Linked DNA regions of Homo sapiens: all the other regions are linked to region 4. A link is a loop called in an ENCODE intact Hi-C map of the cell type or tissue named here. Cell type or tissue: heart right ventricle. All regions are shown on one strand. Links, peaks and the distances in the headings refer to the core of each region. The heading gives the core; the rest is flanking DNA. Region 1 overlaps MYO3B (myosin IIIB). Region 2 overlaps MYO3B (myosin IIIB). Region 3 overlaps MYO3B (myosin IIIB). Region 4 holds the start of SP5 (Sp5 transcription factor).

Region 1 (7,410 bases), core at 818-5,817, 210 kb after region 4:
AATGGAACTTGCTATCTTTCAGAACAAGTTGCAAAAGGGCCTCAAACTAGTGAGGGGGACAAATGATGTCAGGAGCACACCTAAGTCTTAACAATTTTGAGCTTCCTGAAAATTTTATATACACAAATGAATCAAGGTTTCAGCATGAATGGAGCACAGCTCTTCACAAAAAACAAAAACAAAACCACTTGAAATCTCTTACATGTTATTGTTGTATTCTATTTTTTCCCTGTCAAATAAACAAGACGTAAGTTAAGACTTGGAAAATTCTTTTTACAAAGATTTTACTGTAATCTAATTTGAGATTTGACAGGTACTATTTTTCTCCAGAAATGAAAGAAATTGTTTCATCTTTTTGAAGTTATAGCATTTTGTTTTTGTTTTTTTGAGACAGGGTCTCACCGTGTCACCCAGATTGGAGTGCAGTGGTGCGATCTTGGCTCACTGCAACCTATGCCTCCTGGGTTCATGCAATCCTCCCTGCTCAGCCTCCCAAGTACCTGGGATTACAGGCATGCGCCACCATGTCCAGCTAATTTTTGTGTTTTTAGTAGAGACAGGATTTTGCCATGTTGGCCAGGCTGGTCTCAAACTCCTGACCTCAAGTGATCCACCCGCCTCGGCCTCCCAAAGTGCGGGGATTATATGCTTGAGCCACTGTGCCCGGCCTGAAGTTACAGCATTATTATGTCCTCCATAGAAGAGTATTTCACAGACTTTTTTCCCCCCCAGTGAAGTTGACATTTAGGAAGGGAGTACAGAGAGGGAAGTAACATTTCATTTAGTGAATACGTACCATGAGCCAGGTACTGTGCAGGATGCTTTGCATATATTACCTGCTATCATTTTCATAGCAGTCCTGAGGATTAGGCCTTAATGAGTCCCATTTTACAGCTGAGGAAACTAAGGCTCAGAAGTTAAGTACTTTTCCCCAAACTACATGGCAAATGGCAGCATAGCCATCATTTAACATTCATTGTTTGACTCTAAACTCCACATGCCTAGGACAGTATTTCAACTCTTTCCAAAGCTTTGACTGGTACCTTATTTCCAATGTGTCATATTCAAGATGGAAACCAATGGCAGGGCATGGTCTACTGAAAAGAGCACTGAGTGAAGGCTCTGAAGAGGGCTCTGAAACCAGTGTTTAAACTTGCAGAACACATAAGGGAGACACAACTTATTTAACTCTCTGTGCTCCTGGTTCCTCTGTTAAGAGGTAAAACAAAGCCTGCCTTTCTATTTCCAAGAGTCTTTTGAAGAAAAATAGCATGATCATTCTTGCCACAGCCCAGTTAGCTTTCCCCTAAACGTTTCTTTACTATTGTGTAGTTACAGTCTAAACAACTAATAAAAGTTATAAAATGTGATAACATATTTTATGATTCTACATGAAATTGTTTTAAAGACATAGAGTAAAGGCAACTCAAGTGTGTAATCGATCATAATAATGTTGTTTCATTCTGTGTTGAGGTGGCAAAGATACCTTTTCAGGCACCACTTCTTTGCAGCTAGACTCTGGAATGCTAAACAAGGTTCATAATGGAGAAAACTGATTCCAGATTGTAGGCTCTAACCCTGGCGTCCTCTGAAGTTATAATATCGAGTCCTAGGGGTACCTACTGTTGCACAAAAGTTTCATCTTAAGCATACTTGTGCCATGCCGGTATGATATTGGGCACAAGTGGACCTCCAGCCCACAATGACTTTGCAGCTTCCTCTCTGTGCATTAGGTAAACAGTATTCTGCCCTCTGGCTTATTTAATCCTAGCATGGGCAATAATTTTATTCCATAGCAAAGGAGATTCCTGTGCATTCCAAGCTATGCCATGACAAAAATTCTATCGTTTGTGCCAAAGAGAGATTTGGCAGAGCTCATTTCTTGTCAGAAACCTCGAAACCACAGGCCATCCTGTCTCTGTACTACACCACTTGCTCTAAGCCTTGTCACAGACAAGGTATGTTTTCCTCAAGTAAACCACAATGCTTTCCCCCTAGACATTTCCCCCTACAAGATATGTTAAGCCTGCAGCTGTCAGAAATCAGCCCCAGGCCAGGCACAGTAGCTCACGCCTGTAATCCCAGCACTTTGGGAGGCTGAGGCGTGCGGATCACTTGAGGTCAGGAGTTTGAGACCAGCCTGACCAATGTGGTGAAACCCCATCTCTACTAATAAAAGAGCTGGGTGTGGTGGTGCATGTCTGTAATCCTAGCTACTTGGGAGGCTGAGGCAGGAGAATCCCTTGAACTCAGGAAGGGGAGATTGCAGTGAGCCAAGAACGCACCATTGCACCCCAGCCTGGGTGACAGAGTGAGACTCCATCTCAAAAAAAAGAAAAAGAAAAAGAAAGAAAGAAAGCCCCACTTTCTCAAGTATGGGAGAGCTAGGGAAACCAAGATAGCATGAGAGTGAAGTGAGCAGGACCCCTCGCCTAGGACTGAAGGGCATCCTGTCTTGTGTTAAACAAAGGTTTAGAAGATGGGGGGGTAGGCGGATGGGGAGGGCTAGTTTGCAGTTCACAGTGCATCTCAAGCTCAGGTGCACCAGGTAAATTATTTCCCCCAGATGTTTTATTGCTATTCTGTGGATATGTGGATACGGAAAACACCAGGAAAAGAGAAGCAGCTGCCTCCTGCCCTACGGCCAAGAAGAGTTTGGATCTTGTCTTCTCTCACACCTGTGCTTCCTCTGATAAAGACAGTGAGTTTGAAGAATTTAGCTTTTGTGTGAAATGACCAGGGATCTAAGAAATAGAAATGAAATGAGTGAAGAAAAAGTGAAATAGAGGTAGAACTACAAATAGAGACACAGAAAAGAGTGACAGAGGGCATGCTTGTTTTCCTTCTGTTTGTTCAAAATGGACCTTTTCTTTCAATGGTGCATTTACTTACAGTCCCCCTCTTGTTTGGCTTGGGATCAACAATCTACTTATGTACAGCTTTAGCAGGATGAAAAATATCTACTACAGTCATTTTTACCTTCAAGAAGCATGGGTCATTTCAATGCATACACTTGGCTGTGTTTTATAATAATTTGTACTCTTTGTATTGTTTTAGATTTTACAGAGCTCCATTCCAAAGAGCGTTGGCAAAATACAGAGTACTTGATTTATTCAAACAGCATCCCTTTGAGGGAAAGCATATTTTAGAGTGCTCTGTATTGGAGTTGGATAATTTGAAGCCCCAAATTAAATCTCATTGTTTACCGTGGGAGCCCCAGCATAAAGTAGGTGCTTAACAAATAGTAGTTAAGTAAGTGAATGAAAGAAATATCCCAGTTTAAATATAGTTGTCCTGCACACGTAGGCAAATAGCGGGAAATTTAGTTCTAGGAAATTACAACCACCTAATCATTGCCAACCCACTGATGATGCTAAAGGAAACAGCCTTTTAAACAGCCTTTTGAAAAGGCTAGGAGAAAACCTTGCACTGAAAGAGTTTAAAAGTTCAGGCAGTTTTATACACCAAAAACTTGGTTCTGTTACAAAGTAGGGTCAGGCTGTCTGGATACGATGTTTGCTTTCTCTTCTGGTAGCAGCATTTAAAGCAACTCTGCTCTGCATGCATCACATGATGTGCCCAGTGGTTCCCAGCTGCAGTGGCTTAAAATGCCTGTTCACAGGCTCAAGGAAGGCACCCTGCCAGCCTCGTCAGAGTCTCTGCTGATGCTGGGAAAAGCACTCTCCCCAAAGAGCATCAGAAGAGAAATGGCCGTCACTGTTAGAGCTATTGTTATCTTGTGATAACATCTGTGTTTTTGGCAGGGCCAAGGAGGGGAGTATGTAGGAAGCTGATCCAACAACAGAGAGAAAGAGAAAATAACAATTTCCACAGCACTGAAGCAATTAGATGAAAATGTCCTGTAAACTAGCGTCTCTTCCGACTCCTGTGCGTGTGTGTGGGGAGAAGCAGTGAGGTGCTGGAAGACCACTCCTCCTGGGAGAAGGTTCCAGCCCCTAGGGCTCCACTGTCACCTATTCAAAGGGCATTTCTCCTTTGAGAGAGGGAGGCCCACAACTTTGCTCTCATCTAAAACACATATCCTGAATTAGAGGGGCAGTTTTAAAGCCAGAGCTTTAGAAAAATTAATGAATGAGATATTACATGTAGGTCTTTAATAAAGTTCCCTGCAGTTAGTTTGTTTTGATAATTTTCACTGAGGAATGTAAGCTTTTTTTGGTTGAATAAATGTAGTTAGGTCCAATTTCTGAAACATAAGGTAATTTAAAAATATAACAGATTAGTAATGGAATCAAGGTCACTGTTAGTTTTTACTTAGAATACACCATCTATTTGAACACTAATATGTACAATTTTTTTCGGATTTTAACAAAGTATGTATTTTAATTATTTGGCATTTAAAGGAATGTGTTTTCCTGTGGCAAGAACCCATTGTCAGAATTAACCAGTACAAAAAACAATGAAACATGCCACTTCTTGCCAAGGTGATATGCAGAGTTGCTTCCCACCTCCCTCAGCCCCGCAGAAAAGAAACTGATAGACAATACCTTTGCTCAGGCTCCTTTACTTTCTCTTCCTCTCCCCTCTCCCCTCTCCCCCCTACATCTCATAAAGGCCCTTTATTGACTGTGCAGTGTTATACACATAGGAAATGTATCCTTGTGTACCCAGGGTATTTTTTTTCCGTTTGTTTTCTCTTCCAGCATTTGATTACTGGCTGGTGAACTGTTTGGGCCCGCAGAGATCTCTAGACCACCAGCTCATGTATTTGAAAGGCATCTGTTTATTTTGAAAATGCAAATGTGGCCTACCTCAAAGACTGACAGGCAAGAAATGACCCACTGAGTTGGGGGAGAGGTTTCCAATCTGGAGCCCTGTCCCTCCCTCGATCACACCAAGACCACTGGCTGTCAGAATCACTGAAACCTGCTCCTGGAATCTGAATGAAGGGCCCACAATTAAAAACGAGCAATAATTAGCCAGGCAGATTATTTCTCACCCAGTTGAAAGTAATGATGAGGACATTTACCAAGGACTCTGAGGCTTTGAAATGGTGGCTCCTAGACCGAGGGCTGCCTGGAGGAGGGCCCGATAACAAGGACACAGAGTTCCTAATGGTGGCCGCCCAGTCCTTATGAGGAGAAAGCCTGGGAAGGTTAATACCCTGACTTTGATCTCTGTCAAGGCATACCAGCAAGAATTAATTTACATTTCAGATGAAAAAGGTTGACAGCATGAAAAGGCATCTTGTTTCTGGTATGTGAATGTGCCGTAATAGATCGGGAATTCTGAAAGGAAGTTCTGAGGAAGCTAAAGGGATAAGCCGCACGGCTGCTTTTATTGGGAAGGAGATGAAAGGAAAACAAATTTCAATATGTGCTGCCCTGTAGCAACATGTAGGCCAAATGCTTCCTAAATTTCAAGGGCCGCTCTTTTAAAAATATATAACATATCTTAGCAACACCACTTAAGAAAATACTATGGGCCAGAACTAGAAATACAAATGCATTCCACAGAATCTAAATTTCAAATGAAATGATTTGTTGAAAAAATAATAAATTAGAGAATAACCTTAGAAAACAACCGGAAATGGTTGTGCTGTGACAACATCCCTAAGCCACTTCCTGCAGGCTCCTAAAGCGGGGAGCCACTGTATCTGGGTCTGGTTCTACTAGGAAATGTCCTAGTGGGACGAAGAGAGGCTTGTAATGAGATTATGTTTGGGGAAGATCACAACCCCAAACAGAAACGTCGGAATGAGTTGCTTTGCTTCTTAGATAAACGCAATTATGCCTTCAAATCTAAAGATAAGGAAAATATTCCCAAGTAAAAGTAAACTGCCCATAAAATTGCAAAGATTGCTACCCTATTCATGCATCTTTACCACCAACACAAAACCAGCGCACCAATTCCTGTCCACGGTGTTGGCTAAAGGGCAGATGCTGTCTGCCTTTGCTCTGGCTGCCACACTACTTCTAAGAGGGCAGAGGTGGTGTTGGTGCCACCTTCATGCCCATCTAAGCCCCTGCAGACTCAGTTAATGGAAGTTCCCAACATCACTTGATAGGCAAGAACACTTTGGCTGCAAGGCTAAGAAAGGGGAGGTGCTTGCAAGGCTAAAAAAAAAAAAGGACGGCACCCTTAAAGAAATGTGTTTTCTAAAGTCCTGCTGGGTGCTTGCAAGGCTAAAAAAAAGGAAGGCACCTTAATGTGTTTTCTAAAGTCCTGCTGGGTGCTTGCAAGGCTAAAAAAAAGGAAGGCACCTTAATGTGTTTTCTAAAGTCCTGCTGGGTGCTTGCAAGGCTAAAAAAAAAAAAAAAAAAGGGAGACACCCTTAAAGAAACATGCTTTTTAAAGTTTCGCTGAGCAACATTATCCTTCCATGGTAGCTACCCCATAGGTGCTCCACTGAAAAGATACAATTATTACTATCCTGATCCATGATGATGAAGCAGACCCATTTCTGTTTTACAGCAGTATTCACTTGGCATTAACAGAGTGCAAGACAGGGAGCACTCAAAAGATGACTTTCACTTAGGGAAAATTGGATTTATGATTCCTGTATACTGAACTCAGTGGATCAACAATAAATAAGCTCAAGCAAGTTTAAATTTTAAAACACATGTTGGCCTTTGTACCAAACTGCAAGATCAGAAATCAGTTTGGTACCCTGTTTTAATGAGAGATTGTGTGCGTGTTGGGAGGCAGGCAAGTAGGGAACAAATGATGCACTTTGAGTTCTCTCTTAAGCTGTAACAAGAATTGCATCCCTCTTCCTGGGGCTTTGAAGTTGTAGAGCTTAGAATTCCTAGGAGATGGTGTTAAAAGTTAACATTTGCATTTTAATAGCACTCTTTCCGCCCAACTATTTTCGTTTTGAATGAAGACATCAGGCTTCTACAGTGGTCTAAGAGTTCTGAGAAGTTTACTTGGAGCCAGGTTCCGAGGAGGGACTTCTTTCAAGAGGTTGCAGCTGTTTTATTTAAGAGTTTCCTTCAAGCTCAGCTGTATGTGAAATCCTATCACTCTCTCTGCTGCTGAGTCTACCAGCCTGGCTATTTCTCTCATTCTGTCTCTAATTTCTTGTGGCTCCTGGAGCTCAGGGGCCTGTTTCTTCCAGAGCCTCGAGTAGGAATATGCAGCTTCAAATGAGGGAAGGAGCCCAGCCTGGCACCCGCACCCACAGTGGACACTGCCATTTGCAGAAGAGCAGAGTGACTGAAGAGCCAGAGAGGGGACGGATGAGTCAGAAACCAGAGCTTACACCTCTCAGGCTGCCAATAGCAAGCCGAGCCATAAAAGCCACCATGTGCTCATGCCATGGGGCCCAGAGGACCATGATAGCCACATATAAGCCTGGATTTGGGAAACAGTTTGCTGGGAAACTCCCTGAGTGATTCCTCCTCTGTGATGCTAAGAAACAGGTCTTGCATATAATTAGAGAATTCC
Region 2 (7,410 bases), core at 1,025-6,024, 230 kb after region 4:
AATGGCTTGAACCCGGGAGGCGGAGGTTGCAGTGAGCCAAGATCACGCCACTGCACTCCAGCCTGGGCAACAGTGCAAGACTCCATCTCAAAAAAAAAAAAAAGAAAGAAAAGAAACTGAAAATGAAAAAATATAATTTGTAATAGCATTTTAATGTAAAATAAATAGGGATAAATCTGACAATGTATAAAACCTGTACATTGAAAACTACAAAACATTGGCTAAAAAAAGTTAAAGAAGACCTAAATAAATGGAGAGAGATATCATGTTTATAGGTCAGAAGAAATAATATTGTTATTATTTAAGTAAAGCAGATTACCCTCTATAATGTGGGTGGACCTCATAAAATTAGTTGAAGGCCTTAAAAGATTGAAGTCCCGTGACGAGGAAGAAAGGGATTCTGTCTCTAGACTGTACTGAGTCTACACACCACACACACTTACCCACACTTACCCACACTTACCCAGACACACACACACACACACACACACACACACACACCCCTACTGGTTTTGTTTCTCTGGAGAACCCTGATTGCTCTCATGTAGGTAAACTGTGGAGACAGAGCCAACCTTGGTGATAAACTTACAATATTGCTAAAGGTAGAGATAAGTTCTGTGCAAAACCATAAATGGTAGAAGGTTGTTTTTAGTGACTTCCTTCCCTATCATTTCTCTTCTCTTTGTTCACTGACTACCCAAGTTCCCCACAGATTTGGGGGCTTCTGCACCGCACACTGGGGATCTAGGACACCCCAATCCCATTGTTCCTCCTCACATTCACAAACAGATCTTCCCTGCCCTGCGTCAAAACTCTATGCCTGGGCATTCCCACAGGGCTGTCTCTGCAAGGGACTGGCTGGCTCCTTTAGTAAACATTAGATCCTGAGGGGGAACTTAAAATCATTGATAAAAAACTCTTTCTTTGTACAGAGGAGAAAGCCAGAGAGAAGGCAATTGGCCCAAGGTGAGAAATTTAGTAAGTAGAAGATCTGAGGCTTACCAGGTCTTCTAATTCAGGCTTCTTTACACTTATCAAACCTTCCTAGCTCTTCCTGTGTGCACCTGGTATCTTTGACACTCTGGCAGGCACTTCTGATGCTCCAGCACCTTTCACCTCATTGGAACTCATGAGTGTTTACAGGTATCTGGAATATCAGGCTTTTGACTTAAAGTGTTGATTTCTTCTATCTGAGTACCAGCAGTCTGGCTCTCCTTGACATACGTGTGAGGGATCCAAAGAATATTCTATTTGGATTAGTGTATCAGGAAGGTGCTTCTGTTTCAGTAGAAAGCTATATACATTGTCTTTAAAATAACTTCCTGAGTTATCAGATTATTAGAGTCCTGTTATCCCCTTTGAGCCATTTTGCAACTCTTTCTAAATTCCAACTGATAAATAGATATGTAAATTCTGTCCAGCCTGATAATGATTCTAATTGACTTCCTACCCACTGCAGAAAACCAGTTTTATTTCCATTTGCAATTCATCCCAACATTCTTTTATTTCATATAAGCTATGCTACTTTGACTCTTCCTTTGAACTGATTATAACATCTGCCTAGTTCCCTCATAACGTATGAATAAAATAAATTCTTTTTAACACATTCATCTTTATTTCTGTATGCCAGTCATGATTTTATCTTCTTCTGAACATTTTTTTTTAACAAGGGAAAGAAAGAAGTACAAAAATCTACGCTATAGATCCAGGTTTGACACAAAGGCACACACACAAATGGGCAACTTTTGAGGTAGGCAGTCTTCATACCTGGGTAGACCCAATGCTACCAAGCAATCCTAAAAGGCCTACCTAGTAGGCTAAAAAAAATAAATGAATAAAATAAATAAATAAATAAATAAAACCACTGCTACTTTTCTACTTATAATCTTTGAAGTGGAAAATATTCGTGGAATATGTTCATGTTGGACTTTATCAAGAAAGTCAAACTATTTCCCAAAGAGATTACACTAATTTACATCCTTACCACTAGAATATGAGAGTCCCATTGCTCTCTAACTATGACACTCTATGGAATTAACAGACTTATTGGTTACTGCCAAAATAGGCATAACATGGTGTTGAATTGTGGTTTTAATTTGAATTTCCTTGATTAAAGAGGCTGGATTTTTCCTTTTGTTTTCAATGATGTTCTCTCACAATGAACAATGAATTTTATTTCTCTATTTTTTTCCCCTTGGTTACTCTTACTCATGGAAGGGAGAGGAGAAAGAAGAATCACCATTTTAGATAAAAATTGTATTAGCGTGGGAGATGGCCTACATTTTTTATTTGCACCTCTCATTTTGGTCATTCTGCTCCTGCATTTTTACACTGGGGAAGGATTTGTATGTTTTAAAGATGGCTTTGAAATCCTAACCTAGAATGAATGAGCTCTGCTTTGATTCATCCCTCCAATTGAGTTTTGCACTCAAAGGCATATAAAACATCTGCACCCGGCTTGGAGATCTGCACAGCCCTAAGTCAATGTGAAAATTTATCTCAAGGCTAATTACACAGACTGAAACATTTTTTTATTTATAAAGACTTTAAACAAATTCCTTCTTTTAGAATGGATCATTCACTCTGTAGAGTTTTAGGGCTTTGGTATAACCATGTTGTCACCATTCACCACTTTGTAAATCAAATTGGTTTTTCATCTCCATTAAATAAAACTTGACGTAGGATCTACTGATGTATCAGGCATGGGCAGAAGTGCTGAATGACACGAGTAAGCAAAGCACACAATTTCCCTGCCCTCATGAAGCTTTATATTCTAGTAGGGAAGACAAACATAAACAGAAATATGAAGGACATCATTTTGGATAAGGATAAGAATAAAAAATCAGTGTGGGAAGGTCAATGAGTATACTTTAGGGGTATATTTTGGCAGGCAGCCTTAAGCAACCAAGATAGTGATGAAACTCAAGCCATGTCGTATGAGAAACTGATGAAGAGGCTGGGAACGTGGAGCTTAAAAACAAAAAGACTTAGCAGGGTCTCTGAAACAGTCATGTGCAGACCACCTGCATCAGAATCACCTGGAGATACAATGAAAGATGTGGATTCCTGGGCCACACTCCAGACATAGAATCAGAATCTCTGGGGCTGGACCTTGGGAGTCTATATTTTAATAAACTCCTACAGTGATATTGAGTACTAAAGTTTGAGAACCATTGACTTAGGGGAACATGATAATTGACTGCCATCAAGTGGAGAAGGGAAATGATTTGTTCAGTAAAGCCTTGAGGGTAGAACCGGGGTAGATGCTTAGAAGCTTCTGAAGGATGGTTTCCTATGGTCAGGGTTATGAAGGACATGATGGTGATCAGACATCTCGACACAGGGAATGGGCTACTTCAGGAGCTGGGGAGTGAATTCATAAACACTGAATCTATTCAATGGGACGCTAGTTGATGAGGTCAAGAATGCTACTGATGAAAGCCTAGCCAGGTAGTTGGACTGGATGACCCTTCAAGATTCCTTCTAACAAAGATTCTAGGTTGACTTCTCTCTTGGTTAAAAAGAATGGATTCTAAGCCAGGCACGGTGGCTCACGCCTGTAATCCCAGCACTCTGGGAGGCCGAGGCGGGCGGATCACCTGAGGTCAGGAGTTCGAGACCAGCCTCAACATGGAGAAACCCCGTCTCTACTAAAAATACAAAATTAGTCAGGCGTGGTGGTGTATGCCTGTAATCCCAGCTACTTGGGAGGCTGAGGCAAGAGAATTGCTTGAACCTGGGAGGTGGAGGTTGTGGTGAGCCAAGATTGCGCCATTGCACTCCAGCCTGGGCAACAAGAGCGAAACTACATCTCAAAAAAAAAAAAAAAAAAAAAAGAATGGATTCTGTGATTTTTAAAATAGATGTTTATCATTGATCTGATACTGTTACTGTGATAAATCTTGAGTTATTGTCTTATGTTTGGATAATAAGTTGGAAGCCTCCTAAAATATCCCTAGATAATCTATTAGGGGCTTTAAAACCTCAACTATGATCTCTTCCACAGGATAGTCTCCCCAACATACACCTAGAACAGTGGCTGTCAGTGTAGTGTCCTCATCAGCAGCTGCAGCATGACCTGGAAACTTATTAGAAATGCAAATTCTCTCTTCTCTCTCTCTCTCTCTCCCTCTTTCTTTCTCACTGAATCAGAAACTCTGGGGATGAGGCCCACCAATCTGCATTTTAGCTAGCCTTCCAGGAGCTTCTGTTGTGTGAGAAGGTTGGAGAATCAGTGATTTACAGAAATAGAATCCCAGGGAAATTAAGTGACTTGTTTCCAGTGACAGAGTTTATATAAGCAAAGAAACTGGCTCCCAAGTATCTCCATCATCTTTTCTCTTTGTTAGGCCCAAATGACTTACGGAGTCTCTGGAGCACATCATTTTCTCTTGGAAAAGGTCAACTGCTCAGAATCTCCCCTAAAGAAATCCTCACACATGTTTAATATTTAGGATTGTTTATTGAGCACTGCTAGCAAACAACTGGAAATAATCTTAGTATCCACCAGTAGAGGAACGGCTAAATAAATATCATGAATGTCAATGAGGGGGTTGAAAGGAATTTTGTTAGAGCTATGGAACAACATGGTTTTATCTCTAACATGTATAAGTAGAAAAGCAGTTGGCAAATGGTATAAAAAGTGTGGTTCACAAGCTAAAGTCCAAATTCCTCTTCCTCTAACTCACTCGCTCTCTCTCTCTCTCTCTCTCTCTGTGTGTGTGTGTGTGTGTGTGTGTGTGTGTGTGTTCTGAAAGGATAAAACTACTAAAGCTACTTTAGAGAGGGGGCATCATTGGGCAGATGCTGGGAAATGGAATTAGGGATATGGAAAAGAAATTTTAGCTTTATATGTGATACTTAAAAATTTTAGAGGAAAGGGTGTTCATACATTATTTTTACAATTAAAAATTGACTTCAAACATTGGGTAAAAATTGTTATGGTTTTATTGTAATGGGCCCAAATCCTGGTCAAAGAATCGTGACTATACAAATTTGATCAATATTACTTGCATCTAAGTAGAAACGCCCCCAGTCATATGGCAAAGAAATAAACGCTTTTCCCATTTTAAAATATTCCTTGAAGGACCCTCAATGTATATCAATGACCACCCAGACTGTCTACTCAGAAACCCAAAATACTAGACAATTATCTGAACAATTCAATCCATATAAATAATTTTCTCTTATGTAGATAATGGAGGTAGCAGAACTATTTTGGCTTGGATAATCTGATAATTACCCCCAATTGCCCATTCCCCTTTGTGTGTATAAAAATTCAGATTTAGATTAAGTTCTATCTTATATTTACCATAATCCCTGTTACTTTAATTTTTTCCCTTCATGTTTGGCCTTGAGTAAAGAGACAGAACAGCTGGCCACCATCTGCTGCCTAAAAAAAAGCCATATATTCATTATATCCTTAGACTCCTAAATTTGGGCCTTGGGTTAAGAAATTGCACTAATCTGTGCTATTAGAAAGAAAAAGTCCTGAAATTATAGATTCCTTCTAATGCAGTATTACTCACTATAGATAGCACTTAGCATACAACAGGTGCTTAATAAATGTTTCTGATACTGCTACTGCTGCCTCCTCATAAACTTTAAATGAGAGGCCCCTAAAGAGGAAAAATCACAATGACACTGGGAATTGGAAATTGAGGCTGGATTTACTCAAATTAATTTGTAATAAAAGCTTAAGTTTAAACTGATTATTTACAATTAGAAAATTTATTAATGCATTTTTTTCTGATTGAACTCTACAGATTGATTTCACAATGAATATTCAGATGTGTTCAACCACCTCAATTTATTTATTTTGAGGATGGGCATTTCACATCCTGACTCCATCATCCACATACTCTCTGTGTAACTTTGAGCTAGTTTCCTCATTTGTAAAACCAGAATAAATACCATCTATCTGGGGGACTACTACCAGTGTTAAGTGAGATGATATACGTAAAACCCTAGCATGAAGCCCACCATCAGTAGGTTCTCAATAAATGTCCATCTCTCTCTTCTTCCCTTTAAGAAAAATCTATTTTTCTCTTCTCCTACCCAAACATGTGAAGAAACATAGTTAGCAATCTTTTCTGTAAGTCATCCCTAAACCATCGTGCTCAGGGGTAGGCAGATATTTACTGTAAGTAACTAGAGCATGCTGTACCAGTCACGGCTAAGAGGACAACTGCTCAGCTGATGGACTGGGTAGTGTTCTCCTAGAGCACCATGTTGGGAGGGATTCCAAGGCCACATCGAGGCTGTGAAGAAAACATGCCTTGACTGAAGAGCCAGGTCTGCAGCTAGGGTTGAAGAGTGAAGCTGTGCTCATACCCATGTATTTGCCATCCCCATGCCAGGAGGTTTCCTCACATTCTCTTTCCTCTTTTTCTCCATTTTGTTATTTTCTTCATTGCTTTTTCTTTTTGCTGCTTCATTGTTATTATCTAACATAAGTTAGCCCCACTGATATTTGTTTTAAAGAATCCTTGGGAGGCCGAGGCAGGCGGATCACGAGGTCAGGAGATCGAGACCATCCTGGCTAACACGGTGAAACCCCGTCTCTACTAAAAATACAAAAAATTAGCCGGGCGTGGTAGCGGGCGCCTGTAGTCCCAGCTATTCGGGAGGCTGAGGCAGGAGAATGGCGTGAACCCGGGAGGCGGAGCTTGCAGTGAGCCGAGATCGCGCCACTGCACTCCAGCCTGGGCGACAGAGCTAGACTCCGTCTCAAAAAAAAAAAAAAAAAAAAAAAAAAAAAGAATCCCCAAGCAAGGAGTTTTAATTCAGCCACTGATTTCCAGAGTAAGCTGGGCAAGCAAATCCAAATGTCCAGATATTATTTAATGCCTTCATAATGTCTTTTCTCTTGTTTTCCTTTATTATTTCTTCTTTCCTACAACTGAACTAATTCATGAGGTTGCTTATAACACAGAACATTTGGAAAATCAGAAAAGATAGCCTGGGCTTATTATTCTGCCACCATTCAGTGTTTTGGAGAACAGTGAAATGAATATTAATTCTTGCATCCACTTTTTCAAACCACCACTACAGATTCCTGGCTAAATCTACAGAGCTATCAACTACAGAAATGATTTTTCTAATTGACTATGTGAAAAGCTGCTGCCAGCAGCATGGGCTCCATGAAAAAGGCAGGGCTTAAAACAATTAGTTTTGGGATTTTGTCCCAATTGCCTTAGGCAACTAAGAAAGGGTCCTCAGCCCACAATGCCAATTTGAACCCATCCTGCCCCATAAGAATAAGTAGAGGTGGTCACAGAAGTTCTCTTTAGCCTATAATATTCTGGAAAGACTGATATTGCCTATTCCTAGAGATACCTTGGGGAAGTGATTTTACCTCTATTGCCTCAGACTCTGTAAATAAGATCTGTAAATACAGATCTGTAAATG
Region 3 (7,410 bases), core at 850-5,849, 220 kb after region 4:
TAGCATAGTAGGTAGTAAAAGATACAAAATTTATACTTATGAACTTGGCTCTTCCCTACTTTCATATGTTCTGCAATGTGTATTTACTTCCCTTTTAATGTTGCTTTGTAATTCATATTCAGTGCATACTTGGTGTCTAGTGCATTCAAAATCAAAATAATCTTTTTAGAAAGCTGAAATTTAGACAACTCTCCTAGTGAAAGTAATACTCCTAAATATTAGTATTACTACTATAAAAAATAAATTCCATTGTATATATTTTGACTCTGCTTTGCAAAGTCCCGTCTAAAGCAATTTGTAGATAGCAGAAGTGATCACAGCCTAACACTACTGATTCTGCTGAGCTATTCATCTTACTCAGCGTATAGAGGAGGTGTATTTTCTTGATATAATCACGAAAACCACATTTGTTTTCTTAAATTACTTCATTTTAGTGAACTTCTAAACTTTCAGATTAAAGAGTTTCAGAGAAGAACACTGTAGTGAAGGAAAAGCATCTTTTTTTTTTTTTTTTTTTTTTTTCTGAGGCAGAATTTCACTCTTGTTGCCCAGGCTAGAGTCCAGTGGCGCCATCTCGGCTCACTGCAACCTCTGCCTCATGGGTTCAAGCGATTCTCCTGCCTCAGCCTCCCGAGTAGCTGGGATTACAAGCGTGAGCCACCTTGCCCAGCCAGGAAAAATATCTTTTCCTCACCCATCCAAGTTCACAGCTGAGGCCCCTAGAACAAGAGACAGATAAACAAGAGAAATGCGTACCAATTCATTTAACGTAAGTTTTAAGTGACACAGGAGCCTTCATGAGGAAATGAAAACCTGAAGAAACAATTAGACTTGTGTATTTCTTTTTTTTTTGAGACTGAGTCTCGCTCTGTTGCCCAGGCTGGAGTGCAGTGGCGCGATCTCAGCTCACTGCAAGCTCTGCCTCCCGGGTTTGCGCCATTCTCCTGCCTCTCAGCGTCCTGAGTAGCTGGGACTACAGGCGCCCGCCACTGTGCCCGGCTAATTTTTTGTATTTTTAGTACAGACAGAGTTTCACCATGTTAGCCAGGAAGGTCTCGATCTCCTGACCTCGTGATCCACCCGCCTTGACCTCCCAAAGTGCTGGGATTACAGGCGTGAGCCACCGCCCCTGGCCTAGACTTGTGTATTTCTATGCCAACTTTGATGAAGAAGTGGATAATTGTGGAGAAACAGAATCGAAAAAATAGTTTATTACCCTAATGGTAATTAACTGAGGAAATTTAGCAAGACCTGTTTGTTCAGATTCTTCTCTGTGTCCCTGTGTCTTCAGAGATACAAATGTTCCTTTTCTCTGGGTATAGGAAGAGTACCTTTCACGTGTGGGTCTTATGACCTGCTTCAGGGCAGAAGGGCAGGAGAACGTGAGAGTGACCTTCCTACCTCTGCTATTTTCTCAAATGCTACAGTGCCATATTTGGGGGTGGTGTGTCCTGAACTCCATCGTTACCAAAAGGGTTTTTTCCTCCCCTTTCCTTTCTTCTCCTTTATTCTCCCTGTTTTTAAAAATATAACTTGTTGAGGCACCAGGCATAGTGGCTCATTCCTATAATCCCAGTACTTTGAGAGGCCAAAGTGGGAGGATCACTTAAGCCCAAGAGTTCGAGACCAGCCTGGACAACATGGCCAAATCCAGTCGCTGCAAAAAATTTAAAAAATTAGCCAGGCATGGTGACATGTGCCTGTAGTCCCAGCTACCTGGGAGGCTTGAGCCCAGAGTTTGGGGCTGCAGTGAGCCATGATCACACCACTGCACTCTAGCCTGGGTGACACAAGGAGATCTTGTCTCAAAATTAAAAAATATACATATATATAAAAATATGTATTATATATATTATATTATACATATATATTATATATAACTTTTTGAATATATTATCCTTTTAGAAAATCTCACCTTAGTTTTTCTTTAGAAAACTTGCAAGGCATTTTTTTCTCTGCTCTTTGCTGCCATCTATAATTTAGTTCAACCCCTTGAAAACTTTGAAATAAACTTAATTTCTTTGTCAAAGGATTTTCCTGCCATTCCTCAAACGAGACTAATCTGATATTTTGAAATTACTTTTAAATATAGAGCTGTTTTTACTTTTTAAAATGTGAAAGATATCCCTCCCCCCTGCCAAATATATCCATATCTTCCTGTTTATGGAAGAATAAGTGTACCTAATTAGTACTTGACTCATTCAACTTTATCTTCCTGCTACAGAATTATTTTGCAAGTTAGGATATAATGCTGAATTTGCTGGAAACATTTGCATTCAGAAACCCTGGGGCTGTTTCCAAGGCTCTGAATCTCTGTTTCCACCTTTGGGGAGGAGGGGCAGTGCTCTCTGAACCTGAACAGTAGCCAAGACCAGATGATGCTAGATCATTTGGCAGAACCCAGGAACCTGCTCATAGCAGATATCTTCCGGAGCTAAGTGGGAGGAGGGAAAGCCAGGAGTCAAGCTTAGACCTTTCTCTGGACAGTTCATGGCATCAGCACAGATTCTTCAGCCCCAGGTTCTCCAGGACTGTAGTTTTGGTTATGATTTCTCTGACTTGGCTTTGGCCACAGCAAAAAGATTGTGTCATGGAGCACATAGGGATGGTGGGAATGGCTGGCAAATCTATTGCGGTGAGAAAAGTCAATGGTAAAATCAGGATTTCCTATACTTTTAGGACCAGCCATTTACAACATGGGTTCCACCGGCTTTAAGTAGCCCAGGCTTGCTTATGGTGAATGCTCAGTGTTACTGGTGATGAAGTATTTAAAGAATCTGATGAATGACCAGCACCTTGAAAGATATAAGAGGAGTGTAAGATATGTTCCAGTTCACCAATCAAAGATTTATACTTATTTTTCGGACATCTGTGGGTGTTTTTTTTTTTAGCAACTGTTAGTTTCTAAATAGGCAGAATGTATTCTGATCATTAATATTAGAACTTAACTTTGATTTTCAGTCCATCAACCAAAACATCTTAATTTATTATGATAATAATATTCATATCTAGCTTAGTTCAGAAAGACATGGGTAACAGTACTATATGTAAACAGGCAGTTTTCAAAATATAGTGAAGAAACATGTAAGTGACATATCTATAGTAATCAAGTAAGAAAAGCATAATATGTTTCCTTCACGGAATAATTTTGGATTCTAGCAGGCACCATGGTGATAAATCACTTTGAGCTCCTGTGTACTTCAATGTAAAGGCTAAGCTGAAAGGAACCAAGCCAAGAGGTCCATCAGGAAGGGAGAGTTTTCTGGAAAGATCCATTTTACCCCTTTCCTGAAGCAGCATGATGAGTTAAGCAAAAGATATGCAACAGCAAAATAATAAATGTAAAAGTCTGTCTTGAGAATCTGCACACTTTAGGGCATTGCAAAAACCAGACTTCCCTGAGCTGCCTCTTCTAAGTAGAATTGATTTTATATATTGGAGTCTGAGCACTGAGTTCAGAGTCAGAAGATCTCTGTCTCTAACTGTGGGTGAGTCACTCACCTCTCTGTACCTAACTTTCCACAGGTGGGAATAGGAACCAGATAAGTGGTTCTTAACTATTATCTTGGGTAGGGAGAAGGACATGGGGCTCAAGGCTCTGTGAAAGTCTGGTAAAAGCTATACAAATTCTATCTTGGAAAATGCTCTTAACACAACACATTGCATACAATGTCAAGAAATCCACGTAACTTCTTTTTCTTTTTTCTTTTTTTTCTTCTTCTTTTTTTTTTTTTTTTTTTTTGAGACGCAGTTTAACTCTGTTGCCCAGGCTGGAGTACAGCGGTGTGATCTGGGGTCTCTGCAACCTCTGCCTCCCAGGTTCAAGTAATTCTCGTGCCTCAGCCTCCTGAGTAGCTGGGATTACAGGCATGTACCACCATACCTGGCTAACCTTTGTATTTTTAGTGGAGACGGGGTTTCACCACATTGGCCAGGCATATCTTGAATTCCTGACCTCAAGTGATCTGCCCGCCTCAGCCTCCCAAAGTGCTGAGATTACAGGCATGAGCCAACGCATCTGGCCCCACATAACTTCTGATGGCCCTCGAGGACCAAAGAACACTGCAGAATTTTATGAAGACATAAATTTCCCAAGGCTTCATTTTATTAAAACATATAAGCTATCACAATAGTGTATATCCAGTTGAAAAATATCTCTATTCAAAAAATGTCATTTCATTTTCTGTCTAAAATGTTTTGTTGCATGGAATGCAGGCTGTTTCAAGGAAGAGTTTTTAAATGTAACAGGCAAAGCAGTTTGTTAGCAAAAGCAACAGGCAACTAGAGATACATCCTCCTGCATTTAAATTATGGAATCATAAACTGGAAGGATCTGTAAGATTCCAGGATATGTTTGTTTTATATTGCTGTATAACAAATTACTTCAAAATTTAATGCCTTAAAAACAGATATTTATCATTACACAGTTTCTGAGGGTCAGGAATTCAGGAGCAGCTTATTTCTGGCCCAGGGTCTCTCATGAGATTACAGTCAAGATGTCAGCCATGGCTGCAGTCATCTTAAAGCCTGACTGGCACTGGAGGATCCATTTCCAAGATGACTCACTCACATGGCTGTTGGTGGCAAGATTCTATTCCTCACTGGCTGTTGGCAGGAGGCCTCAGCTCCTTGCCACGTGGGCCTCTCCAGGGGACTGCCTGAGTCCCTTCATTATATAGAAGATGGCTTCCCTCAGAACAAAGCGTCTTGGGGTTGGGGTTGGGGTTGGGGGCAGAGAGGGAGAGAAAGAGAAGAATTTGCAATGTGTTTTATGACCTAGGCTTAGAAATGACATACGCTCATTTCTTCTATATTCTTCGATTCCTTAGAAGTGAGTCACTAAGTCCAGATCACATTCAATAGGAGAGGAATGAAGGGAGGAATATCAAATAATTTGTAGACGTATGTTAAAGCCACCACAAAAGATCTCTCAAGCTCATCAAGTCTTCTATCTAGTAATGATAACAAAAACCACTCTTAATGATATAAGATGACTTATCCAAGATGACAGATTAAATGACAGAGGCTAAAATTATTATCCAAGGTCACTGATGTCCAGGTCATTAATATTTTTAAACAACTGACAAGACTCCAGCTAATGAAGTTTAATTTTTGATGCAAGGGGAAAAAAAACAAGAAAGAGTAAAGTTAAATGCTACTTCTTGCCAGAAAGGAAAAGACTGATAAACTTGCCTACACAAAAATAAAATTTTCCTACCTGAAAAAAAATTGGAGATTTGGGAAGAATTGATCTCTTTTAGTTCTTTAGCTTTTGCTTGTTTAGATATAATAGGTTTTCCATGTTACACGTTATTATGCTCTTTATAGAGAGGTCCCAACAAAATGCTATTGTTTGGAATGTAGGCACATCCCTCATCAAAACAACGGTGGTTAATTTCTTGGCCGATTTAACTGATTTAACTTGAACAGTATTACCTTTGAGGGCGGAAGGGAGCTTTCACTTCCCTTCATTCTCCTTTCTTATGTTCTTTAGTGCAAATGAAGAAAAATCTTTGGTAAGACAGAGTAGAGAAACAGAGACTTTGTTAAATGCACCACAGTTGTCCTATGAGACCTGGCCCATGTCAGCAAAAACAAGGTTTGTGGTCTTTGCTCTGGTTCTACTCAGAAGATTGCGAAGGACATAAGTCTGAGAAACTGTAACGACCAAACATTGCTTTTCCAGGATACAGCCAGAAACAAAGTCTATCAGGTCTCCATAACTTCCAGGCTTTCCCCCAGAGGAAGCAGGACCTTAAAGAGAAGACAGGTAGGAGAGACTGAGGGCACCATGGAGAAGGAGTAAAGAGGGAATGTGGCCCTGGACTTTACTCAACATGAGCTCTGTATTTCTGAAAGACAACTTAATTATGGAGGAAAAGAAGTGTTTAGAAATTTTGGAATCTTTGTGTGTTCCTGATCAGTTGTCAGATTATTTCTTAGGTTACTTTCGTTCATGTAAAGAACTAGTATCTGACCTCTTTCAACACAACGTGGGCAAAACGGAACTGAACTTAACTGATCAGGCTTCAGACTCTACTACCACATGTCGAGAGCTACCACCTAGGCAGCTAGAATTTATAGGACAGAAAACTAGGAGAGAGCTAAAGATAAAGAGAACCCTGGAGATCTGTGGAGGATATCCTCAAGCATTCAGCAGAGTACTAACTGGCATATTCATACGAGGAAACTATCCAAGACTGGAAAGAACCATCTGAGAGGATTAGAAGGAACAGTGCCCAGTGCTTACAAAGGGCTGGCAATACCAGCTGCTTATGCCAGCCCGACCAGTTGACTTCATAATTCATAGGACAATAGAGTACTTAGAAGGATCTCACTTCATAGTGAGGAAATATTAGTCATTAACACAGCTCTGGTTCTACCTAACAAATCACAAATCTTTTTTTTTTTTTTTTGAGACGGAGTCTCATCTCTGTCACCCAGGCTGAAGTACAATGGTGAGATCCAGCTCACTGCAGCCTCTGCCTCCCAGGTTCAAGTGATTCTCCTGCCTCAGCTTCCTGAGTAGCTGGGATTGCAGGCATGCGCCACCACACCTGGTTAATTTTTGTATTTTTAGTAGAGACAGGGTTTTGCCACATTGACCAGGCTGGTCTTGAACTCCTGACTTCAAGTGATCTGCCACCCCGGCCTTCCAAAGTGCTGACATGTGTACATGACACATTTACCATGATATACCCTACTCTGTTTCACAAAACATGACTTCATAAATTAAAAAATACATGGCCAGGCACAGTGGCTCATGCCTGTAATCCCAGCACTTTGGGAGGCCAAGGCGGGCAGATCACGAGGTCAGGAGATTGAGACCGTCCTGGCTAAGGGGGTGAAACCCCGTCTCTACTAAAAATACAAAAAATTAGCCGGGCATGGTGGCGGGCACCTATAGTCCCAGCTACTCGGGAGGCTGAGGCAGGAGAATGGCGTGAACCTGGGAGGCGGAGCTTGCAGTGAGCAGAGATCGCGCCACTGCACTCCAGCCTGTCGACAGAGACTCCGTCTTAAAATAAAAAAAAAGTTAATTAATTAATTAAAAAATACTCAAGTCACACAAGTATGTTCTATGGCCACGGTGGAATTAAATTAGAAATCAACAACAGAAAGATATCTGGAAAATTTCCAAATATTTATGAAGAGACTTCTAAATTTACCAGAGGCCAGAGAAAAAATCAAAAAGAAAATTGGAAAGTACTTTAAATTAAATAAAAATGAAAATACAATGTATCAAGATTTGATTGCTAAAGCAGTATTTAGAAATGTATAGTGTTAAAAACTTATCAGGAAAGAATGGTCTCAAATACATGACCTCACCTCCACCATAAGAAATAGAAAAAGAAGAGCAAATTAAACCCAGAGTAAGCAGAATAAAGGAAATAATAAAGATCAAAGTAG
Region 4 (7,410 bases), core at 825-5,824:
GATCAGTTAAGAGTATATTTGCACAATTTTTTCTTGAGAAAAGCAGATAACTACAGTGTTAATAAATTCAGAAACACATGCTTCTAAATTAACTAATTTACTGATATTTCAATTTCTCCATGTTTCCAAGTTCTTGCTCAAAATGGTTCAAAAACTGTTAAAATTAAAATAATATCACGAATTTTAGTATTTTAAAAGAATACTGTACATTACATTTGCATGCTAATAAAACAGTTGCTTTAAAATCTACAATGCCTACTGACATTTGAGGCAATCATTAACATATTTTCTTCAATAAGTTTTTTAAACTTAATTGAATTGTTTGCTGGGATCTTTAAGTGAAACCTTGAATAAAGTTGGTGGATTAAACTTACTTTTTTAATGCTGCCTACTTCTTTAATGTTGTCAGATTTGCAGTGGTACAATCCTATCAGATTTGCAGTGGTACAATGAGCAAGCCTTTCAGCTGTACCACGTTAAAGACCATACTTTTTCAATTTGCAGGTGCAATTAAGTAAAACCATAACAAAGTTATTTTGTCATAAGACTTTGTTCTACTTTAAAAAATTATATACATTTATTTTGTTTTTCTCTAATAACCACAGTTATCTATCTCCAATATCTCATTTCCTTAGATATTAAATTCCATATATTTAACAACCAAAAAATTATAAGAAAACTTTATCTTCAACACCTCTTCTGTTTGGATACTAAATAAATGATTGGCTCTGTCAATAATAGCTAGTAGACTCATTTTTAAATGGCCATTTTTCTTTCTCTACCAAGGTCATTCTTTCAGATGAAAGAATCATTTCAAATTTTGAGTCCAAAGCCTTTGAAAATTTTCACTCTCTAACAAGGATTCCTCTTTCTCACCACTTTCCAAAAATCCTTTTCTGAATCTATAGTTGATCCCAGGGCATGGTTCAGATGGGAGTTTCTGTAACTTTTTAGAGAAAGGTGAGAGTTTCTATAACTTTTCACATTGCTTTAGACATCAAAATGTGTAGTCTTGATCTAATGACTTAGATCTAATGATTTTGATTAAGATTACATATTTAAGTGTATATTAATATTACTGCCTAGCAACTTTATCACTATTGCTTGCAAACTGCCACACCCTTGAAAATGTAACCCAAACTCCTCTTCCCAGGTGAAGAACCATGAAGACTCACATTCTAATTAGTCATTAAATAGTTCCAATATCTCTTATTCTAAGGTATATTGCCACTATGAATCTAATATTCATTTACTACCTTGTCCCAAGTTACAGAATAAAAATGCCATTTCTTAGGAGTATAAAAGTAATTTTCATCTGAATTATGTTGATATTTGTGTTTTACTTCGTATAAGAATTCAAGAACAACCCTCAAAGCTTTTAAGAACTGATCCTTCAGTTTGACTTCAAACAAAAGGCAAAGTAAAAGCAGTTTGTGAACTGTGAAATCCTATCAATTTGTACACACTTCAACTATCATGAAAAGATTATTCGGCTCTATTAAAATTTGGCATTAATGATGCTAGCTTAACATGTTAATAAAATTTAGAACATTTTCTGTTCTTTGCTAATCTTAAATCAAGATTTAACTGCTGATAAAAGTTTCAGTTACAGGTTTAAAAACTCAAATATTAGAAAATATCAAGGAGTTAGACACTTGATAAAACATTTGTAAACTTCAAAACTTCAACTTTTAGAGAAAGGCGAGGCACCTAGACAAAAAATACCCTATTTCCACATTTCCAAACCATGAGTATTCCTGGCTCTTCCCTGAGAAAATCTTAGACTACTTCAATGATTAAAAACATAATAAAATTCAGATACAAAATGGAACTAAACGTCCTGGCCTAGCCAGAAATTCCTGGGTGGTTACTGTGAAATAAGACTTGTTAAGATTTCCATCGCAAGATTAAAAAGAAAACAAGCAAAACAACGCTGGCTATCGTGACGGGACTGAAATACAGGAGTGGCGTCTGGGAAACTATCTTCTTGGTTCTTTCCCAGGCAAAGACCAACCTGAACAAGGGTCCCGTTTCTCTGTACCTCTCCACAAAGTCTCACCTGTGAACAGATCCTGGCGCCTCTAATACCTCTCTTAACACCAGCATAGTTGTGACCTGTCCCGAGAGTACCAACAAATAGAAAGCCACAGGGAATTCGTCAGGTAAAAACAAACTTGGAAGACAAACAGTCTCGGGTGAATCCTAAGGCCGCATGAGAAACTCAAATTGTGATTGGAAAATCTTGCCCTACCTCTTTACCACAAAACGGAATTGCCTGCCTTTGTCCATTCCTGAACCCAACACATTTGCCCAGATCCTTCCAAACCAAAGAAGCCTCCGACACAGGCAGACTATAGGAACCATCAAATTCCCGGGGAAACCCGACCGCTTAGTACAGCCACCCAGAAGAAGAAAAGATCAAATGAGACCGGCTCAACGGGGTCTTCCTGTAGTGACCCCTGAGTTAAAGTATTTATTTTCACGCTGCAACTGCTGATCACTTTACAGAGACATATCATGCTGTAGCTCTGCATGGAGCTGAAGACAAAAGCAACATTTTTATTAATGTTATAATTATTATAATTATCTTTAACAAAGCTATTAAATAACCTGTACAAAGCCCAAACCGGTCCTAGCGAAAACCCGAGCACTGTTTCAAATCTCCCAAGTTCCTTTCTATTCAGTTCAGCAGCATTTCCTATATACAAGGCCAGACCAGGGTGGTCCCCCGAAACTGTAGGTCTCCCTGACGGTGGGAACGGTTTAGAGTTTGGAACCGCCCTGGCGTACGGCAGAGCTCCCAATTACAATCCAAATGCCCCAGCCCCAACCCTACCTCCCCGCTCCTGGGAACTGGGTCCCTATGTCCGAAGGCAGCGGAAGTTGGAAGCCTGGCTCCATTTTGGGAGGCAGGCAACGGAGAGGGTCCGTCTGCTGAGTCTCCCCTCCGCCAGCTGCCCACAGGTCCCCGGATCTCTCGCAGAGGTGCTGGGAAGGGGGTCCACCTCCGGGAGGGCTCACAGGTCCCGCGCGTCCTCCCGCTTAACCCCGGCCTCAGCGACTTTGAGCTTCTTATTCTGGTGAGTCTTGACGTGCTTCGCGAGGTGGTCGCTGCGCATGAAGCGCTTGCCGCACTCGGGACAGGCAAAGCGCTTCTCGCCCGTGTGAGTCCGCAGGTGCCGCTGCAGCTCGTCCGAGCGCGTGAAGCTCTTCCCGCAGAAGAGCCAGTTGCACACGAAGGGTCGCTCGCCCGTGTGCCAGCGCAGGTGCGCCTTCAGGTGCGACGTCTTCCCGTACACCTTGCCGCAGCCCGGCACGTGGCACACGTGCTGCTTCTTCTTCCCCGGCTCCGCCTCGGGGGCGCCGCCCGCCGCCTGGCAGTTGGGACAGCGGCAGCGGCGGCACCTCCTGGCCGTGGCCGCCAGGGGGGCCTTGGTCTGCAGCAGCGCGGCGATCTGGCTCTGGTACTGCGCAAAGTCCGACGGGCCCAACACCAGGCCTCTTTGTAGGGCGGCGGCGGCCGCAGCAGCAGCGGCCGCAGAGGCGGGGAAGCGGGGCGCGTGGGGGGCCCCGGCACAGGCGCCGGAGAGGCCGCTTCCCGGAACCCCGGAGGCCCCCGGCCCGGCGCCCGCCTGCGGGATGCTCCACCACGGGAGGTCGTCGGGGGCCGGGTTGGGTGACAACTGGCGGCAGGTGGGCGGCGGGGGCGGTGGCGGCGGCGGAGGCAGCAGGTTGGAGTAGCCTGGCGGCAGCGCGGCCTGCGCCGCGTAGGGCACGTAGGCGGGCGCGCAGCTGGCGGGCAGAGCCGCCATGCTCGAGGGCAGCATCTTGACCGGCGAGAACTCGTAGGGGTACGAGGGGTCGGCGGGGGGTGTAAGGGGAAGCTCGTGCGCAGCCCCGAAGGACGGCTGCAGGTGCGTCTTCTGCGGCGTCAGCCCCAAGCTGGGATGCGGGGGCGGCAGTGCGCCTGGCGAGTGCGCCGGCATGTCGGCGGTCCACGGGTGGAAGAGCCTGGAGGGTGAGCCCAGCGCGGGGTCGTAGGGCACCTGCAGGAAGTCCGGGGGCGCCGCCGCGCCCGGCTGGCCGATGCGGCTACAGGTGGCGGCCAGCAATGCCAGGGGCGAGTGCTTGCCCAGGTCCGGGGAGGCGCTGGGGGTGCGGTCCTGCATAGGCGGCGAGGGAGGGCGGAGAAGAGACAAAAGGTTAGCTCCAAGCGCGGACTCCGGGCCAGCCCGCCGCCCCCACGCCCGCTATTATACCGCCGCCCCTCCTCCGTCCCGGCCGTCCCTCCCCCGCCACCGCACCCCACGCACGCACCCACCGGCCGAGGGAAACTTTTGGTGCCTGCGCTACCTGAACGTGGGGCCCGCGAGCGCTTCTTGCTAAACTACTTGGTGCACTGAGACGCCATCCAGCCTTAGAGGAAGCAGGCGCGAAGTGGGAGGGGGAGGCATCCGACGGGCCCCTCCCGGCTCCGTGGTCAGTAAGAGTCGGGAAACACCCACAACCCCGCCGGCCGGCCGCTCTCCCTCCCATCTTTTAAGCTCTCTTGTCCTCACTGCCTTCGCGCTCCTCCCTGGCCCGCCCCAGGCTGAAATCAGCAGGAGGGCCCAGCAGGGTGAGCTCCGGTCCTGTTCTCGGCCAGCCGGGCACCTCCGAACAATCCCGGATCCACGCGTCCCTCCAGCAAAGGCCACACCGGATTAGGTGTGAAGTTGGCGTGGGCACCCCTAGGCCTGGCTCCAGCTGCACCCATCGGCGGGGTTCCCTTTGAGGTTCAAGGTGCACGGAGTACCAGGAGAGATCCGGACACGGCCCTTTCCACCTTTCTCCCGCCCCCTCCGGGCTCGGCCCTGACCTGGAGAAAGGCCTGCAGCGAGTCGTTCCGGAGGACGGCCACCGCGGCCATGGCTACGGCTTGCAGGCCCCTGGCTGCGGAGCGGGACGCCGCCGCCGAGGCATGGACACCCGAAGGCGAGGACGAAGGGCCGCCCAGCCTGCCTCCCTGGCGCCTGCTCTGAGCGCCGGGGCCCTCCCCGCCCTTGCCCCTCGCCGCGCCCCGCTCGCTCGCCCCGCGCGCGGTCTGAGCGCTTCAGGATCACCTCCAAGAATTTGATAAGGACTTTGCTGGGCCGCCAGCCAGTCAGAGGGAAGATTTATGGCTTTGAAGTTTGCCGCTACCCAATCATCAAAGAATAGCGGCTCTTTCAGAAGCGAAAGCAAATCCTTTGAATCCACAAAGCTCCTATGGTGTGTTTGTTGGTCTGGATAAAAGAACTGATTATTAGGGGGGATGGGAAGGGAGGAGATAAAGGCGGGACAATTAATGAAGTAATCACTATGTGGGAAATGTATATACACAAATAATTGGATTTTCCTGATCAAAGGGGGCCTTGCCGCCTGGAGACCCGCGCTTGGGTTGCTCGAGACACTCTTCCCGCCCCCCCCAACATACACACACACACACACACACACACTTGCAATTAAAGATTTGCACCGACGCAGCGCCCAAAGTGACAAAGTGTCTTTGTTATCTCTGGAAAAATCTGCCTTCGGCTTCCAGGCGCCGGACTTTGAGACGGCAAAGAGTGTAACTCTCCCCTGTATTTACTTGCACACCCTGCACCCTCGCCGCACACGCACCCGCCCGCGCACACAGCGGACCCAAGCGAGATCCCCGGTGGGGCGTGGGACCGACAGCGCCCGGCCCGCCGCGTGTCCCCCGCCCGCCGCGGTGGGGCCGAGGGCAGGGCTGTGACCTGGGGCGGGGCCGGGCGGCCGCCCAGCGCGGCGTTGGGTGGCGCGCACGCTCCAGGGCCGCCCGCCTGACGAGCGACCGGGGCTCTCCTGTGACGTTCCTGCTGGCGACCTGGAAGTTTTCCTCAGGCCACAACTTTTGCAGAGTGGACCTGGGAAAAACACCCGCGCCGCGCATACCCTCAAAGCTGAGCTCGGCAGGACACCCAAGGCGACCCGTCATGCCCACCCGAGGGGAAGAAGCTGTGCTGTCCCGCCCCCTTCTCCCCAGGCCACCCAGGAGGCCCGGGCTGGGCTGTGGGGGGCCGAAAGCCCCAGCGCTGCTGGTGATTTCTCGCCCGGAGCCCCGCCAAGCCAGCGCGCCCTCTCGCAAGCCTGGCAGACCAGGAGCTACTGGAAAAAAGGCGCGGTCGAGGAAGCCTGGTTGTTGTGGTCCCACAAACCACAAATCATACGAGAGAGGATCCCGAAGGCGGGAGAAAAGTCAGTACAGACTTGTTCCTGCCACCTTTGGAAAGAAAAAGTTCCTCACCAGGCGCGGGGCGTGCTTTGCTCTGGGCAGGGTCGCGCTTGCAGGGGCTTGGGTGACCCCCATCCCTCCCTGGCGGCTCACCTCCTGCCGAGGAGGGCCACCTGCCTCCTCCTGGCCCAGGGCGCAGGGCGCGTCCTGCCCCGGCACTGCGGACGCGGGGATCGCCTCTCCCGGGCGCGCGGGCGGGGAAGGAGGAAGAGGCGGGCGGGGAACCGCGGGGTGCTCACCGCCCTGGGGCATTAGGGGTGCGGAACCGCGTTGGAGGCCTCGCGGCCCCGGCTCGCGAGAGCGCACTGCGGAGTGGCCGCCGGAGCTCGGCCTACTCCTCTCCCCCACCCACCTCCCGTCGGACACAGTCTCCACTCTCCAGGCCGCCGGCCGTGGGGGAGCCCCTAATCAGTTCGCGCCCGGCCTCTCTGCCCGTCTTCCTCACGGGAACCGCACTGCGACCGGGACGGACGGGGTGACCTATCTCCCGATGCAGCGTCAGAGGTTAGCCTAACTACAACGGACTCGGAATCTGGACTGTATAAGGATGCCCTCCGCACTTCCATCAGGGGTCGGGGATGCGATGCCTCCGGGCCCACCTTCTCCCACGCCCAGGGCGCGCCTGCGGAATGAGAATATCGTACTCAAGACGGGTGGGCTGCTTGCGACCCAAATACAATGGGTCCCTCGCACATCCTGCACTCGCACGCCCCCTTCTCCCCCAACGAGTTGTCCCCTCTAAAACGCGAGCGGCGACCACACAACTTGGCCGACCCGATCTGGCTTCTGAAGATGAGGTCGGCTGCTCTGGGAGCGGAGAAGGGGAGAGAGCTTAGTGGTTTCATCCGAGGCCTGGCCAACCTGCTCCTTCCCACGCTCCCGTCCAGGATTTGAGTCTTGGAGAAGCGTGAGACTCGAGGGAGCTCTTCCCTGGATGCAAGTCGGAGGCCAGGGAGCCCCTTGGCACACACTCGCGCCTGCACATGCTTGCACCCTCGAAGCGATCTGGTTCCTTAGCGCTGGTTTCCTTTCCAGCTTCTTTGAGATCTTCGAAGTCCCCTTTCCCAGGGAGGCGGGCAGGGCCGGGCTAAGCAGGATGGAAGGCAGCCCTTTTTATTGAATCTGATAGCTAC

The links. A loop is a pair of places that touch in the nucleus more often than their neighbours do. Peaks named below come from ENCODE experiments on the same cell type or tissue, not always from the same donor. Only the 100,000 strongest peaks of a DNase experiment are listed, where the experiment ranks them.
Region 1: it touches region 4 in a loop (2.1-fold over the local background); 22 of 110 quality-filtered maps call a loop at or near these places.
Region 2: it touches region 4 in a loop (2.5-fold over the local background); 19 of 110 quality-filtered maps call a loop at or near these places.
Region 3: it touches region 4 in a loop (2.0-fold over the local background); 32 of 110 quality-filtered maps call a loop at or near these places.

Annotation. Positions count from the first base shown.
Region 1 is chr2:170,502,334-170,509,743 of GRCh38, reverse strand. All of the region lies in intron 28 of MYO3B (myosin IIIB), which reads right to left. Among named protein-coding and RNA genes, the nearest start is that of MYO3B-AS1, 160 kb to the right of the region's middle. In heart right ventricle, for the core only: no CTCF peak of the experiment used is centred there; a DNase peak (open chromatin) is centred at 3,633; H3K4me3 peaks cover 728 bases; H3K27ac peaks cover 2,982 bases.
Region 2 is chr2:170,482,726-170,490,135 of GRCh38, reverse strand. All of the region lies in intron 25 of MYO3B (myosin IIIB), which reads right to left. Among named protein-coding and RNA genes, the nearest start is that of MYO3B-AS1, 140 kb to the right of the region's middle. In heart right ventricle, for the core only: CTCF peaks have their summits at 3,005 and 3,212 (motif pointing left); no DNase peak of the experiment used is centred there.
Region 3 is chr2:170,491,060-170,498,469 of GRCh38, reverse strand. The region is part of intron 25 of MYO3B (myosin IIIB); the gene reads right to left. Among named protein-coding and RNA genes, the nearest start is that of MYO3B-AS1, 140 kb to the right of the region's middle. In heart right ventricle, for the core only: no CTCF peak of the experiment used is centred there; no DNase peak of the experiment used is centred there; H3K27me3 peaks cover 1,153 bases.
Region 4 is chr2:170,713,012-170,720,421 of GRCh38, reverse strand. It overlaps SP5 (Sp5 transcription factor), which reads right to left and starts at 5,085. Exons shown (of 2, transcript NM_001003845.3): 1 at 4,859-5,085; 2 at 2,344-4,163. The coding sequence starts at 4,909. The coding sequence ends at 3,018. The region is part of intron 5 of ERICH2-DT (ERICH2 divergent transcript); the gene reads left to right. LINC01124 (long intergenic non-protein coding RNA 1124) reads left to right here and starts at 5,855. Exons shown (of 1, transcript NR_027433.1): 1 at 5,855-7,410. RefSeq lists enhancers at 3,134-3,923, 3,924-4,711, 4,712-5,501 and a silencer at 5,719-5,768. In heart right ventricle, for the core only: a CTCF peak has its summit at 3,403 (motif pointing left); DNase peaks (open chromatin) are centred at 3,411, 4,241, 4,697 and 5,040; H3K4me3 peaks cover 3,013 bases; H3K27ac peaks cover 674 bases; H3K27me3 peaks cover 4,816 bases.